Linked DNA regions of Mus musculus: region 2 is linked to region 1. A link is a loop called in an ENCODE intact Hi-C map of the cell type or tissue named here. Cell type or tissue: heart. All regions are shown on one strand.

Evidence for each region. A loop is a pair of places that touch in the nucleus more often than their neighbours do. Peaks named below come from ENCODE experiments on the same cell type or tissue, not always from the same donor. Only the 100,000 strongest peaks of a DNase experiment are listed, where the experiment ranks them.
Region 2: a loop joins it to region 1, with 2.8 times the contacts of the local background. A loop is called at or near these places in 11 of 42 quality-filtered maps.

What each region holds. Positions count from the first base shown.
Region 1 is chr16:32,112,526-32,115,025 of GRCm38, reverse strand. No RefSeq gene overlaps it. Among named protein-coding and RNA genes, the nearest start is that of Cep19, 14 kb to the right of the region's middle. In heart, no CTCF peak of the experiment used is centred here; DNase peaks (open chromatin) are centred at 955 and 1,305; H3K4me3 peaks cover 323 bases.
Region 2 is chr16:32,164,255-32,166,754 of GRCm38, reverse strand. Nrros (negative regulator of reactive oxygen species) reads left to right here and starts at 1,161. Exons shown (of 3, transcript NM_001347181.1): 1 at 1,161-1,375. In heart, no CTCF peak of the experiment used is centred here; DNase peaks (open chromatin) are centred at 1,304 and 2,205; H3K4me3 peaks cover 1,331 bases; H3K27ac peaks cover 823 bases; H3K27me3 peaks cover 1,350 bases.

The sequences.
Region 1 (2,500 bases):
CCTCCAACCATGTTAGGTGGAAAGGAGCTTGAAGAATTAGGCTCAGGGGAAGGGCATTACAACTCCAACCCCGTTGGCAGGGCATTTCTCTTCTTTTAAAAGCCCAGTATTGGACTTGTATATGGGAATGGGAGAGGGAGGTAAATGAGGGAGGGACAGAAGTAACACAAAGAGTCTGGAGATGGGATTTAGGTAAACCGAAAGAGCGGGAGCCAAGTCTTCGCATTTAAATGGTGAAGCCCTACTCTAGCACAGTCCCTCTGCAGCTGGCTGCAGTCCTGGGACTTGCGTGTATGGTAGGTGATGGGAAGGGTTTAGAATCTGCTGTCAGTCTGCAAGTTGCTTTCGCAGTTAGCCCTGGATCCCATCCCGAAGGTTCTGGCTCCCCCCCCCCCCTTTTTTTGCTAGGGTATCCAGGTCGTATGTGATGGTTAGTCTTTGTTTTCAAGACAGGGTTTCTCTGTGTATCCCTGGCTGCCCTGGGATTCACTCTGTACACTAGGCTGACCTCGAACTCATTGAGACCTGCCTGCCTCATCTTTCCGAGTGCTGGGATTAAAGGCGTGTGCCACCACCGCTATGTATGATGGTTAGTTTTATTCGTCAATTTGACCCAATCTAGAATCGCCTAGGAAGGGAGTCTGAAGGCGGAGCTGCCTACATTAAGTTGGCCCTCAAGCATGTCTGAGGAATTTTCTTTTCTTTTTTCATTCTTTCTTTCTTTCTTTTTTTTTTTTTTTGTTTTGTTTTTGTTTTTTTTTTTTCGAGACAGGGTTTCTCTGTGTAGCCCTGGCTGTCCTGGAACTCACTTTGTAGATCAGGCTGGCCTCGAACTCAGAAATCTCAATAGAGGTGGAAAGACTCCCTTCCAATGTGGGCGGCACAGTTTCCTGGGCTGGGCGCCAGACAGTAAAGACTGGGCTGAGACGCGTACGTGGGTACACTTGTTCTGGTTGTCATGTGACCAGCTCTTGGAAGCCTCTGCCACCGGAACCTCCAGGGACTGTAGTGTAGTCTGAGGTTGTGAGCTAGAATAAACGAACCCCTTAGTTGTTTTTGTAAGGACACCTCATGGAAGGAATAGAGAGGAATCTAATCCAGTATGCCACAGCGCAGATGCTCCACCATTGATTTCGCGATGTCTTCCTGGCGGCCACGTGGGTTGTTTCCAGGGGCCCCCAGCCGTCCGAGTCCGCTTCTCACTCCTTTTCAGCTCAGGATCGTCTCGCTGGAGGAACGCAGTGCTTCCCCATTTTAGAATTGGAGCTCACTTCCTATTGAGCAAAGCTTCCTCCTGGTTTCAGTTCTTGCCGCGCCTTGCAGGAGAGAGCAATTTTTTCCACAGAAAGAAGAAGTAGATTAATCTGCCCCAGTCCTAAGTAAACACACCCATTTCCCGGATGGCCGCACTCTGCCTCACCCAGTAGTACTCAGGCCTAAGTGCTGCTTGGTTGTACTAATGCTTCTGGCAGCAGACAGGCCCCTCCCATGGAATCATTTACCACTGCATTACTGGCCCAGTGTATCCTCCAGTTTTCTGGGGTTACATGATTCTTGGTATCAACACTGCTCATTCCTCTGCATTCTAAATAGATAAATTTACCTTTGAGAATAAACCGGAACCTAGTCAGGGTTTCTCTGTGCAGCCCTGGCTGTCCTAGAATTCATTCTGTAGACGGCACTGCCTCCCAAGAGCTAGAATTAAAGGCGTGCACCACCACCTCCTGGCTCAACCCGGTCTCCATCTTAAAGTGTCTCGGTTGCTTTAGCCTACATCAGTCCTTCCTTCTGTGGAATCTCTAGTGACAATGCCTTCTACATGCTTAGTGCCTGCATAAAGGTGAACCTGGGAGCCACGATGTCCAAGGGTTGTGACTGTGGGACGGTTTGAATGGAAGGTTGGATCTGATAGAATTACGTTATTATGAGTGTTTCAGAGAGCCACAGTGGGATTGTGGTGGAGTTAACAGAATGATGGATTGTGGGTTTCCAAAACTGAAGAACAAAAGCCTAGCACAGTGGTTGGGGTGTGTGTGTGTGTGTGTGTGTGTGTGTGTGTGTGGTGGTGGGGGGCAGAGGGTGTGGTGCGGGGGGAGGGGGGAAGGACTGTTAGCAGAGTCTCAGTCCTACCCCTTGGCTCATGAATCCGAATCCCTGAGACAGGGATCTATCTGTGCTGTGATGACGAGTCTGACCATCCTCAAGATTGCAATCCACTAGCTTGAGTTAGAGGCTTGAAGGTCTTGTCTTGAGAAAGCAGTCTGTTTTGTACTCAGAAGTCTGAGAAGGTGTGAGACGGGTTGATAATGCCTCTCCCACTCTCTGCACTGGGCAAGCCCCAGAGAGATGACTTGGTGGACAGGGGACCAACTGCCAAGCTGATTCCAGTATGATTCATGAATCTGCCTGGAGGGAGGAGAGACCTGAGAGTGGTCTTCTGATGTTCTTCTCCATCCCCACTTTTAATTAAATATTTAATTAAATTAATTTAATTAAATTA
Region 2 (2,500 bases), 52 kb before region 1:
CTCTACACTTGTTTTCTTCTTCAATGGTGCCATCATTGTTACCTTTACAAGTGAATAAATGTGTGTGTGTGTGTGTTTACATATATATGTAAAACAGTTAAAGTGGAAGAGGCCATGAATTTGGAAGAGAACAGGGTGGGATATATAGGAATGTTAGAGGGAGAAGGGGGAGGGAGAAATTATATTTTAATCTCAAAAAAAATTTAAAGGCTGTATAATTAATTTACATAGTTTTTTGAACGAACCCCCCCCCCCCAGCCCTCATCCCCGTTGCTTCCTGCTGCAGGGCATGGAGCCGCCCTTTGGTGTGGTTTGTATACTCAGTGAGACTCCCTTGAGAGATGATTTTTCCTTTGTGGATGGTTGGGGCTGGGAGCTCATGTCTTTTTCTCCATCTTAGAGCTGGGACTAGGTCAGGTCTGGATCCGTGCAGACGCTAGCTAGGCATGCTGCCACAGTTGACAGTGAACTTTCTACACAGCATTATCAAAACAACGCTGTTGAACACCCGTACTCAATAGAGCCAAGAAGTTTATGGTACTATCTGCAACGCGGGGTCAGTTAAAAACCAGTAGACAAAAACCTTTCTTTTTCTTCCATTTGTCCTTCTTGTTTATTTTGTGTGTGTGTGACAGGTCACACGAATCCCAGGGCAACCCCAAACCTGCTCTTTGGGCTGGGATGACCTTGTACTCTGATCCTCCTGCTTCAACCTCTCCAGGGTTGGGATCACAGGTGCGTGCTGCCATTGCCGACTTCCTTTTCCCTTTATTTATTTTCTTAATTTTTAAGAAGTACGGTGCCCAGAAAAGATGATTAGTTAAGGACTGACTGAGTAGATGAAAACAGACGACTGGATGGATGACCCTTCTAAATGGCGGACTCGTCCCCCTTTCCAATTAAACAAATTTGTGTTGCCCTTCACTGAATTCTGCCCCAAGCTGGCCCTTGGATAGAAGCCTGTAGAAGAGTTCCTGGAACAGCAGACCACAAGCCAGGACTCCTAGTTCCCATGTGCCATCAAAGCAGGAGCCACAAGAGCATGCTTAGCGACGACCTAACAGAGCTTGGCAGGCTGCACCTGTAGAGTGACAGCCCTGCTGGTGAGGGGCCATGTGCTACCTGCATCCTCGTCCAACCCCACCCCCACCCCACCCCCCGCGGTGGCAGTTCCTTCTAAGACGCGGGCTGAGTGCTGAGTCGCTGAGAGGCGAGCTCTCCATGTGACTTCAGTTTCCGTTGGTTCCTTCCGCAAGTGCTAAAATAATCTGATGCCCCAGAGCGAGTAGGCAGCGCAGCAGCGGCAAGTGCTGTCCAGGAGGCTGGGGCCCTGGAGACGATGCGCCCCGCGGAGCCGCCTGGGCCTGCGGGAGCAGTGAGTATTTCTTGCGTGGGTTCGTTGAGCATTGCCGGGCTACAAGAGGTGGGCGAGCTGGGACCGGGTTGGGTGGTGGGAGGTTAGGCATCAGCTCCCCCACCCCACGCACGCCGCGCTCAGGCTCATTGTGAAGTTGTGGTATCCAGTCTCTCCGCCTCTGGGCTGGATTTGGGGGGGGGGCTACACCTTTGGTGTAGGTGGAAGTCTCAGGAACTCTTACAGCTGAGAGAGGAGGTGTGTGATGTGGGAGAGGCACGTAGGGCTTTACAACCAGCTATGGTTTGATTCCTGGCTCTTTCAGGGAGAGTGTGAACAGGTTAGGGAACTTTTCGGAGCCTCCTTTTTTTTCCTCATCTACACAGTGGTCAGTGCTCCTTGCCTAGTCTGAGTGACCGGACGTCATGAGAGGACGCTGTGAACACTCAGCATACGGGTGTTTGCATCGACTCCTTTGCCCATCAACATAAATTGAGACCCACCATTACACAGGCAAAGACACGGAAATCCATCCACAGTCGCACTTACTTAACCGGGATCTTCCCAGGGTCAGCTGTGTGTGTACATCCAGAAGACAGCAAAAGCCCTTCTCCTAGAGCCTTTGTCCTGGGTAACTTGTGCTGGGGTATTATTTGGTCCACAGCTACCCAAGTGTCAGAGAGAGAGATTAGAGCCAGGCTCTCCTGACTCCTGCTCAGTGCTCTGCTGTGGTCCTCTCGGCCTCTGCAGGCACAGACACACATCCATGGACCTACCCACAGGCTCGCTCGCACTCAGGAGCTGGGCAGGGAAAAGCACTGCTCTCCCTGCAGTTGCTAGCTCACCATTGCGCTGCGGCGATGACCACGTGCCCCACTGTAACTAGGATCGGAGCAGACTAAGGAAGGCTTTCCAGTGTCTCTCTCTGCTACTGACCGTGAGGTACGGACAGTTTTCACGGTGTTTGAGGCCTGGGGACACCCCCTATGAGCTTTATATGTGAGCCCCAGAGTTCCTAGAGGGGGTTATAGACTCATGGGCCCAGAAAAACAAAAAACAAAACAAAACAAAAAACCTCAACACTTAGGTTAAAATCAAAACCAAACAGCCTCACAAGAGAAGGTGCCTTCATTTGACTGGTCCTTC